2 separate regions of the Mus musculus genome follow, and region 2 is linked to region 1. Evidence: chromatin loops called from intact Hi-C (ENCODE). Cell type or tissue: left cerebral cortex. All regions are shown on one strand.

Evidence for each region. A loop is a pair of places that touch in the nucleus more often than their neighbours do. Peaks named below come from ENCODE experiments on the same cell type or tissue, not always from the same donor. Only the 100,000 strongest peaks of a DNase experiment are listed, where the experiment ranks them.
Region 2: it touches region 1 in a loop (4-fold over the local background); 1 of 42 quality-filtered maps calls a loop at or near these places.

Annotation. Positions count from the first base shown.
Region 1 is chr17:15,350,569-15,355,568 of GRCm38, reverse strand. Gm10510 (predicted gene 10510) reads left to right here and starts at 1,108. Exons shown (of 3, transcript NR_033511.1): 1 at 1,108-1,199; 2 at 3,711-3,865; 3 at 4,281-4,756. In left cerebral cortex, no CTCF peak of the experiment used is centred here; DNase peaks (open chromatin) are centred at 1,358, 2,344 and 2,780.
Region 2 is chr17:15,299,466-15,304,465 of GRCm38, reverse strand. No RefSeq gene overlaps it. Among named protein-coding and RNA genes, the nearest start is that of Gm35576, 17 kb to the right of the region's middle. In left cerebral cortex, no CTCF peak of the experiment used is centred here; a DNase peak (open chromatin) is centred at 2,159.

The DNA.
Region 1 (5,000 bases):
CTGTGGTGCTGAGGTCATGGCTGAGATTCATCTTATATAATTGGTCTTCTGTGATAGATTCCTTAGGCCCCTTATGACATCAATTAATTTAGGGGTTCTATTCCATTGTAGGCTAACCTCCATCAAAGGGAAGCCAGGCTGTGTGGGGAACGAATAGTCATTTTACCCAGAATGCTTCACTCTCATACTTGCCACTCTGTCTTTGCCATTTCCTAAATCATCTCTATAATTAATACCACAGTTTTGGTAGGCTAGTGTCACAATGCTCTCTTTCACAATGGAAGAGAACAGATGTCTGAGGTCTGATAGGCAGGATATGATTTCCGTGAGAGTGTCTGTTCTGTTCTCCTTGGGCCTCTGCAGATACGCAAGTCTTTTGTTCTCCTCAGTGTGTAGACACATCCCATCTCTCTGTCTTTCTTCTGCTTAATTACCTCAGTCTGTATTTAGAGCCCAGTCTAGTCCAACCTGATCTCCCCTCTACTCATGACTACAGCAAAAACTCTTCTCTGCTGAGGGTCATATGATAAGGCCTGAATGGACTCAAGTTTGAGAGGCCTTATCATCTACAGATGCTTCATAACCATCATCAACCGAGGCCTCACAAGTTCCTCTGTCCTAGGCTTTCCCTCAGGCACTGACTTCTGAGACCTCCATGTTTAAATACCCAGGCAAGTGGACGAAGGTATAGCAATGTTCTCCAGATAGACCCGTGCTAGCTGATGGTGTTCCTGTGACTTTCTACAGGCCAGACTGTATGAAAGAATGTTCTAGACTGGATGCCACGTGTGATAGGTACTGCAAAAAGTACAGGAAACTCCCCACATGTAGCAGATTGGTTCCATCAGCTCTGTAGACAGGTGCCATGGTCTGCTGAGCCTGCTTAGTCCAGGGAACTGTCCTAGAACCACAGGAGCTGCAGCCATGGCTGAAGATGGCCCTGGGCAATGGAGAAGCAACCATATGCCATCAGTCTAGAAAAGTCCATCTCGTAGCTTTCTCCACCCATAACTGACGAACAAATATTTAAATCCCTTTATCTGGAGACAAATAAAAAGAGTACGCCCCTGTAGTGAATGATTTAAGGTGATATTCTTGCCAGCTGTTGAGGGGACATGGGAAGGGAAAAAATGAAAGCTAGTGACATCTGGTTGGCGTTGACTTTTTTGAGAGAAGTGATTCTCCTGGTAAGGAGGCTGGTAAGCCGCATTGGGTCTCTGGCCTCTTCATCTTAGGCCTCCAATCTTTGACTTCTTTGAAAAGCAAAAAGGAAAGTTAATGCTTATCTCACACAACTAGGCCTAAACTACAGTCATCATGAGTGAGTGGGGGCCAACTCAGATCATATGGTGAGCAATCTGTTGCATTCTGACTCTCTTCTACTTTCTCAGGCTCCAGGAATCAGAGCTCCACCTCTGCATCCCCTTCTCAGCCCACTCAATGCTTCTCCTCTCAGCCTATATTCTAGAGCAGTGACACTCACCCTTCCTGGCTCTGAGACCTGTAGCTACTTGTATTCTACTGCTAACTTGTGTCCCCTCCCCACCCCGTTCCCCCCCTCCCCCAAAAAAATCTGTTTGCACAAGAGGATCTGTATGTAGCTCCTGGAAACCTGCTGCCCACTTGATTCTGATTGGTAAATAAAGATGCCAACAGCCAGTAGCTGGGGAGGACAGACACAGACAGGATTTTAGGTTTTCCCGGGAGCGGGCGGGGGTGGGGGGTGGGAGTCGGGGAGAGTAGGTAGGAGGATAAGGAGGAGATCTTCCGTGCTGTGAAAGTGTGGAGGAAAAGAGCATTCTTAGATGGAAATAAATTTGTAAGAAAGTTTACGTCCTAGGCCAGCAGTTCTCAAACTTCCTGATTCTGTGACCCTTTAACACAGTTTCTCATGTTGTGTTGACCCTCACCCATAAAATTATTTCACTGCTACTTCATAACTATAATTTTGCTACTGTTATGAATCATATTATAAATACCTGACATGCAGGATATCTGATATGCAAACCCTGTGAAAGGAATAGAGACCCACATGTTGAAAACCACTATCCTAGGCATGTGTATCCTTTTTGCTTCACTTCCACTCTGAGTGGTTTCATCTGTGCCCGAGTGAGTAGGCGTGTCTGTGGCAGAGAGGGCTATGAGCTGTTTGAAGGCAGGAGCCATGCATCAATGACCTGCAGTAGCTACGTTGCTTTGCTCTTGTGAGAGGGCTGTGGTGTTGCAAGAGGCAGCATTATCACAGGCTGGAAACAGAGCATAGACTCTCCCTGTGTTCGTCCACCTTCTCAGTTTTGCAGGCGTCAGATGAGGGTGGAGCCATGTGCTCGGAGTGTCTCAGCTCATCCCCAAGATAGGTCTATGTGTGGCAGCAGTAAACCAAAAAAAGAACTTCTATTTTCATGTGCTCATTTATTGGCATGAAGGTTTATTTTTTCCCCATGTCTTTTGTGCTGATGACAGCCCTGGGGAGGCCCCAAAGTGTCATGTGCCCTGGGCCGACAGGAACAGCTGGCTGTATGGAGACAGAACCTCAGTTTCCAGGGAGTTTAGTCACTCCAGAAACCCACAGCTGCTATCTGAAGCTAGCACTGCTGCACTTTGAGGCTAACCCGAGGAAAACTCACCGTCACCAGTGAGCTCCTGACTAGGTGCTGGTCATATCCTGCGTGTGATTTTTATATGAAGTGGAATGGAGAGGAAGGACTAAACGGACAAGAAGCAGAATGAACGTGAACATCTGTAATCCCACCACTTTGGAGACGGAGGAGGGAAGATCAGTAACTTTTCACTTTCCACTACATAGTGAGTTTGAAGACAACTTGGGCTATGCGAGAATCTGCTCTAAAGAGATGAGACAGAAATTAAGGCTGAAAGGTGGGGGCTGGAGAGATGGCTCAGCAGTTAAATGCACTTGGTATTACAGCAGAGGTTCTAGGTTCAATTATAGTAACTATATGGTTGACAATAACCTATAACTCCAGTTCCAGGGGATCTGACCCCATCTTAGTAACCTCCTTGAGAATCAGGCATACATTTGGAGTGCATACATATAGGCAAGCAAAACACTCATACACATACAATAAAGTGATTTTAAAAATGTCAAGAAGTGAGCCTGTTTCTTCTTTCTCGTCTTGTGTCCTTGAGCACAGAGCTTTGGTAAATAGAGTCAGCGGTTTGAAAATGTCTATATGTCACAATTATAGCTTCCCAGTATGCTTATGACCCCACAGCCCAAGATGTTCATGTGACAGTCAAGTCTCAGGTGTCATCAGGTATACTAGAGAATGATTGCCTACCTGCCACCACAGGTTATCACTGAGGCCTCGTCCCCGTTAAGCTGGGGCCTGCATTTTGCCTGGCCTTAGTGTCTGGTGTATACTATCTGAGAAGCTTATCTGGACCAGCTAAGATGTTACTCAATGGAGTCTGAGCAGTTGTGGGTTAGCTGTTATTTAGCATGGAGGGAGAATGTACCTCCTCTCTGGAGGCTTAGCCAATCACAAGCTGCCTGCTCTCTGTTAGTCTCTTCTCTTACTCACCATGACCTAATGCTCATGGTGCACCATTGTCTCAGTCCCACAAACGAAAGTGTGGAGTGGCACAGAAAGAGTTCTAACCAAATAATATCGTTGGACAGGTGAAGGCAGGGAAACAGGAAGGGATGCGCTAAGTAGTGACTGCTCTCTGTCTAAATTGTCTTCTCCTAGTCATTTCACAGAAGTACTCTTGAGGATAGCTGCAGTCAAGAGTCTGCCCACAGCAAACAGGAGATGGACAACAGCTTTAATAGCCTCTGGTACTGACGAAAGGGTTCCCTGCCGACAATGGTGTTGAGGAGTCTGTTCCTGGCTTATTCTTCTAGGTAAGTGCCCAGAACTCACAGACCTTAATGTCCTGTTAGAAACAGAAACGTTTGTCAGCACTAAGGTCCAGCACATGCCATCTGCTTGACAGAAGGAGGATCATTAAGATAAAATGAGAATGCACATTTTTGTTTGTGGTAGAATTTAAGAGGACCATGCTCCTATCGGGCCAGTTGCTCATTTAGCTGCACAAAGCACTTTTCATCTCTACTGTATGAATGGGTAGCTCCAAGAGAGATGTCAGCCTACATCGAATGGTTCATTATAGAAAAATGAGATGCAGAGGTGTCATCGCAGAGATGCAGAGGTGTTGACACCTCTTTGAGGAAGGGGGAGGGGGGAGAGAGAAGAGAATGAAAATGAGAAATGAGATGGCAAACCAGATAGTAAAAGTGCTAATGACTCTTGCCCCAGGCCAGTGTCCTCCACTGCTGCTGCTGGCTGATCTGATGTACTAATTCATCTCCTATCCTGAAATTATGGATAACTCCCTGCTTCTGACCTGTGTGTGTGTCGCATGAGTTTGGGCTCTGGGCCTCCACCCTCCACAGCTGGGTCTCCTCTCAAGATCTCAGTCTTCTTTGTGAGTGCCATGTTTCTTCAGGCTCTCTCTTGAGTCTGTTTTAGAACATTCACATCCTTTGAGTGGTTTCTTTGGGAGAAGCACAAGAAGATGTCCCCCGGGGCTCAGGGTTTTCACAAACTCTAGTTCAAAACCTACCAGAACACTGGCCTTGCTAGTCTGTGGTGTTCTCGGAAGGAGGTTAAGTCAGTGAATGAAGAAGAGTCCTTGGTGGCCCATATGACCTCAGCAGACGGATCCTGAGTCCTGCACGGCTCTCCTGAGTTGCTCACCTTGGCTTGCCTGCTTCCTTGGCTGACCTCTACACACTGGCTGGGTGGGTCCAGATAATACCAACAGTTTTGTTCCACAAACTGTATTTCTCAAGATGTAGCCCTAAGGAACTGTGATTTATCCTCCATGTCTGCTTCTTCAGGAAGCCTCTACCCATTAGCAGTGTGGGGTTAATTTTCCTCCAGCCAGGCTGTAGTGCGCATGTCTGCATCTTTCCCATAAATGAGTGACTTTCTATCTCTTTCCTGCATTTAGAACAGTTCTTGACCATACAGGGA
Region 2 (5,000 bases), 51 kb after region 1:
AAAAGAAATTATGCTGCGTTATGCCGTGGGGTGCGAGGCTAAGCACTGCACAGAGGATAGCTTGCTGTTGGCATCCTGTGGAAGGCATGTCTGATTGCATGAAGGTTCAGTGTCCTAGTTCCCTTCCCCCAGGAAAAACGACACGGGAGCTGGCCAAGACCTCTCTGGGTGATGAGCCTAAGGGATGGTTTTGTGTAGGGCCCCTATGCTTGCACACTGGGGATCAGACCTCTACCTTCACCCATGAGGCTTGCTTGCAGCAATTAAGATCTGGCCATAGGTTAATTAATATCCTGGCCTTTTGATGCACCTGCCACAAGCAAAACACAATCTCCCCAGGTGTGGCTTGGCATAATAGAGAGGTAGTCAGTGATAAGACTCCCTGGGCATGTCACCAACCTAAGACAGGGATCAAACCAATGCTGTTTGTCACCCAAGGACGGGTAAGGGGCATGGCTGCGGGGGGCTTTCTACAGACATTCTCTCTGCCAAAAAAGAAAAAAGGGGGAATTGTGGGGAGCGGGTGTGGCGGCAGTCCCAAAGGCGCCAGGGACTGCAGCTAAGTCATATGACTTGCACCTGACTTCCTCATATAAGACACAAACATCTTGAGTGCTGCGCAGGTGTACCAGGATACAGGTGAATCCAATTTGGTGGAGATTTGCCCCTGCTGCCCTGATTAGCTGAAGCTGCGTGCCTGGTGAGGTGGCGTGGCCTGCGGTTCGTGGATGAGAGAGAGTATAAAAGGAGTGAGAGGCCCAGGGTTCGAGAGAGATATAAAAACAAGGGAGATATAAAAACAAGGGAGATATAAAAACAAGGCGATATATAAACAAGGGAGATATATAAACAAGGGAGATATAAAAACAAGGGAGATATAAACAAGGGAGAGATATAGAGAAAGAAGAAACAGGACTGAATAAACGTGTGCAGAAGGATCCTGCTGTGGCGTCGTTCTTGCTGGCGAGTTGGGGGCGCGCTCGAGACCCATTGGTGAAGACAACCCTGTTCACATAGTGGGACTCCAGGGTAGAGCCACTGGTGAAGGGTGGATCAGCCTTGTCTCCCTGGGAACCACTCACAGACACTGTGAGAGGCTGGCCTGGGAATAGCCGAGGCAGACAAACGACTGTCTATCCTGTGTTATTTCTAGAAGAAGCAAGAACAAATTTTCAAGCACTTGACCTTTTATTAAAACACCATTTCCTTACAAAAGCAGTAATGTCTAAGAGGGGTATCAGAAGATGAACCAGGGTCATTTAGGGCCTTGCTGTGAAACACTGTTAACAAGGCAACAAGAGAATGACTTATACCTGATGTTCCCCCATCTATGTACATATTTCCAACCCTTTCACACATGATAGCAACTCATGGTTTTATTTTCCTGAGACATGGTTTCATATATGCCAAGCTAGCCTTAAACTGGCTATATATCCAAGCATGACCTTGAACTCATATCCCCCTTCTTCTCTCTCCTTCTGGAGTGCTGGGGTTACAGGTATGTGCCCCCTCCTCCAGTTTACGTGGTGTTGGGGTTCAAACCAGTTGTCTGTTCGCACACGTCAATCAAATATTCTTCCAGTCGGCCTGTAATTTGCTGTCAGTGCCATTCTGTGATGTTCGCTCATTCTCACACACCCTTCTGAGGATAGCTTGATCTTGTTGTGACCCCGAACTGCCAAAAAAAGTTTAAAATTTAAGACACATTGAGAATAAAGGGCAAACGTCTCTGAGTGGTACCTCAGATTTCCCCACATTTTATCCTTGGTGACTGCTTTCTTCCAGTTTCCTCCAAAGTTTCAACTGCCCATCCTAGCTCAGGTTTGCAATCTCTGTAATGAAGGATTTGGTTTTCCATCTTCACACAATTGTGTTCATTCGAAGGTGCTTTCCTTACAAACTCTCTTTCTCTTCCTGCTGACTGAGGAGTTTTACAGATGACACACACAACTCGGAAGCAGGAGAGGGGCTTTCATGGGTCCTGTCTGGGGGTAAGGCAGATCAGAGTCAGGTAGTATAGGCCTCCCACTGGGCCTTAACTGTGTAAGATGGGAGGAACACACATCCTAGAAATGCCCATATTTTCCTGGCTCTCTGGTTCACACAGCCTTTTTGGAAATGTTGCTTAGAGATTAGTCTTTTTCTTGGAATAGGAAAGACTGTGGGAGTAAACTTGGAGGCTTGGGTGTTTGCCTGAGTTGGAAACAACGTGTGTGAAACCCAGGGGTACAGTTAAGTACTTCAGTTTGTTCCCTGGAGATGCCTGTGGTCAGTCACTGTGTTAGAAAATTTTCTCATTGACTGGAGGAGACTAGGATGAAGCTCTGGGCAGTTTGCCTCCTAAGACTGTCCTAAGGGCTCTAGAGCAGACTGAAGCTTGCCAAGGTTCTCCTCTCTCAGTGAGAAGCAAAAGTCTGAGGCTGGGAGCCCTTCTCCTGCCTGCTGGAGTAGTGAGGGTGGGTTCCAACTTGTGACCAGTTTCTGAGGCACCATCTTCCCTGACCACCTGACTCTCAGTATGTACTGTCTTAGCCCCAGCCTCAGGGCCAAGACAAAGAAGGGCAGTTGGAGCCACAAGGAATCAAACTATGTCAGGAACAAACTGTGAAGTAGGCTGGTAGAGAATAGTAAGATACATAAAATCCAGCTTTGATACAGGTACACAGGGAGTCCCGGAGTCACAGAAATGGTGGCAGAAAGGATTAGATATGGTACCACTTTGCCGCATATTATCCAGAGCCTGTTAAGTTGTGGACCACATCCCACAGTCTTTACATATTCTTAAAATTTCAATCTCTTTAAAATATCCATCTCTTTTAAAATCCAAAGTCTTTTTTACAATTAAAAGTCTCTTAACTGTGGGCTCCACTAAAATAGTTTCTTCCTTCAAGAGGGAAAATATCAGGGTACAGTCACAATCAAAAGCAAAAATCAGTGTCCAGCCTTCCAATGTCTGGGATCCAACTCACAGTCTTCTGGGCTCCTCCAAGGGCTTGGGTCACTTCTCCAGCCATGCCCTTTGTAGCACACGCATCGTCCTCTAGGCTCCAGATGCCTGTACTCCACTGCTGCTGCTGCTCTTGGTGGTCATCTCATGGTACTGGCATCTCCAAAACACTGCATGACCCCTTCAGTCCTGGGCCTTCTATTGCAACTGTGGCTGCACCTTCACTGATGGCCTTCCATGGCCTCTCACAGTGCCGAGCCTCAGCTGCTCTTTGTGACCCCTTCATGCCTTCAAAACCAGTACCACCTGGGTGACCCTTACATATTACCAAGTCCCGCTGCAGCAGGAGTACAACCTTGGCTATCTCTGGAACACAGCCTTTTTGTGCTTTCAGAAAACACTTCCCAGAAGATGTCACCTCAATGATGTTGGTCTCTTCTTAATCACCGCTAATTTCTTAGCTCCAGCTAACCAGCATCAATAGTCCCAGTAATACAAAGGTTTTGCTTTAGTAGTTCTGGTATCTTGTTAATCACGGCTGATTCTTCAGCCCCAGCTAACCAGAACGACAGAATCTTCACAATCAAAACAGCAATGGCCCTGAAAATAGTCTTTAATTTTCCCTCTGAAATTTCACAAACCAGACCTCCATCTTCTGCACTGTTCTCAACATTATCTTCCAAGCTCCTACACAACATCTGACAGAGCTCTTAACAACGAATGGATCTTCAAGCCCAAAGTTCCAAAGTCCTTCCACAGTCAGTTAGGCTCTGTTCTGAATACAGTCCTGTGTGACTCCAATGAGTAGCCCTGAGCTCATGTCAAGGCTCCAGCGCTCTGGGTCTGGAGGATTTCTGGAGGACACTCCTGCCCTCACCGTGGGGCCTTCCAGGTCTCTAAGACCCAAAGCCTAGAGGCTGTGCTCTTGAAGCCTAGGACTAAGTAAGCGGGGGCCACCCTTATCTATTGCTCTGACCTTTGTCTTAACATTCTTGACCTCCCAGTTTAGTTTCTTCTGCATTACTGGAGAAGTAGATGCCCCTATGTGGTTGTTAGAATAAACCTGGTGACCATTGCTGCTGAATCTGTGCTCTAGCCTGAGAGAAGTCTGTTACACTTCCTACCTGTTAAGTCAGCAGATTACACCTATTAAGACAGGCAGGGTCATGACTTTATGGCTTCTAAAGGATTCTCACACACCCAGCCTTTCATTTCACGTTTCCTTTCTAGTGTCATACTGTGCAGGTGGGAGCCACACTCTGCGCCACTCTAGGACTGGCTGAAACATCTCAGTGAGATGTGCTCCCTTCCTAAGACCTTGATGGGCTGACACTGTGTCCTTGGTAGGAGCTCCTGTGTTGACAGCCCTGGGAGGGAAATGGCCACGTGCCTGGGTTTGGTAGGAGCTCTCCAGGGCCATCGGTTTGGTGCTCTGACAGTATTTCTGCTCTGCCACCTTTCATCTGGTGGCTGACCACGAGCTTGGGAGGCTTATCCTCCTATCTGGTGACACATCAGGAACCGACTTAGAGTTTACAGCAAGTGGGATTACTAAGCACTGAGGCATAAACACAGGATGTGGACGGATTTCCCAGCCCCTAGTTAGTCCTCACGGGGAGCACCTGGAGCCCAGCCAGGGTGCTCGGCAGGAAGGGTGTAGTTTGTACACGTAAACACGTGAAGGAGCATGCATGTGACCACTGTGGGTGTGCATAATCATATATGCATACATGCATCTGTGCATATGCATGCAGTGAGTGTGTCGCTGTGCATACGTTTTTGTCAGTAGGCACGTAGGGAGCGAGCCAGGCTTTGACCGGAATACAATCCTGTGAAACTCCAATGAGTAGCTTTGAGCTTATTCCTGAGGCTCCGGGGTTCTGAGTCTGGGGGTGATTTGTGGGGTTCCTTCCTGTCTTCACTATGGGGCCCTCCAGGTGTCTAAGACCCAAAGCTCTCCCGAGAATCTGTGCTCTTGAAGTCCAGGGCTAAGCTAGACCACCGTTATATATGTGTAAGGTCCTAGTCAGAGTTTGGGTCTGAATGGAGATGC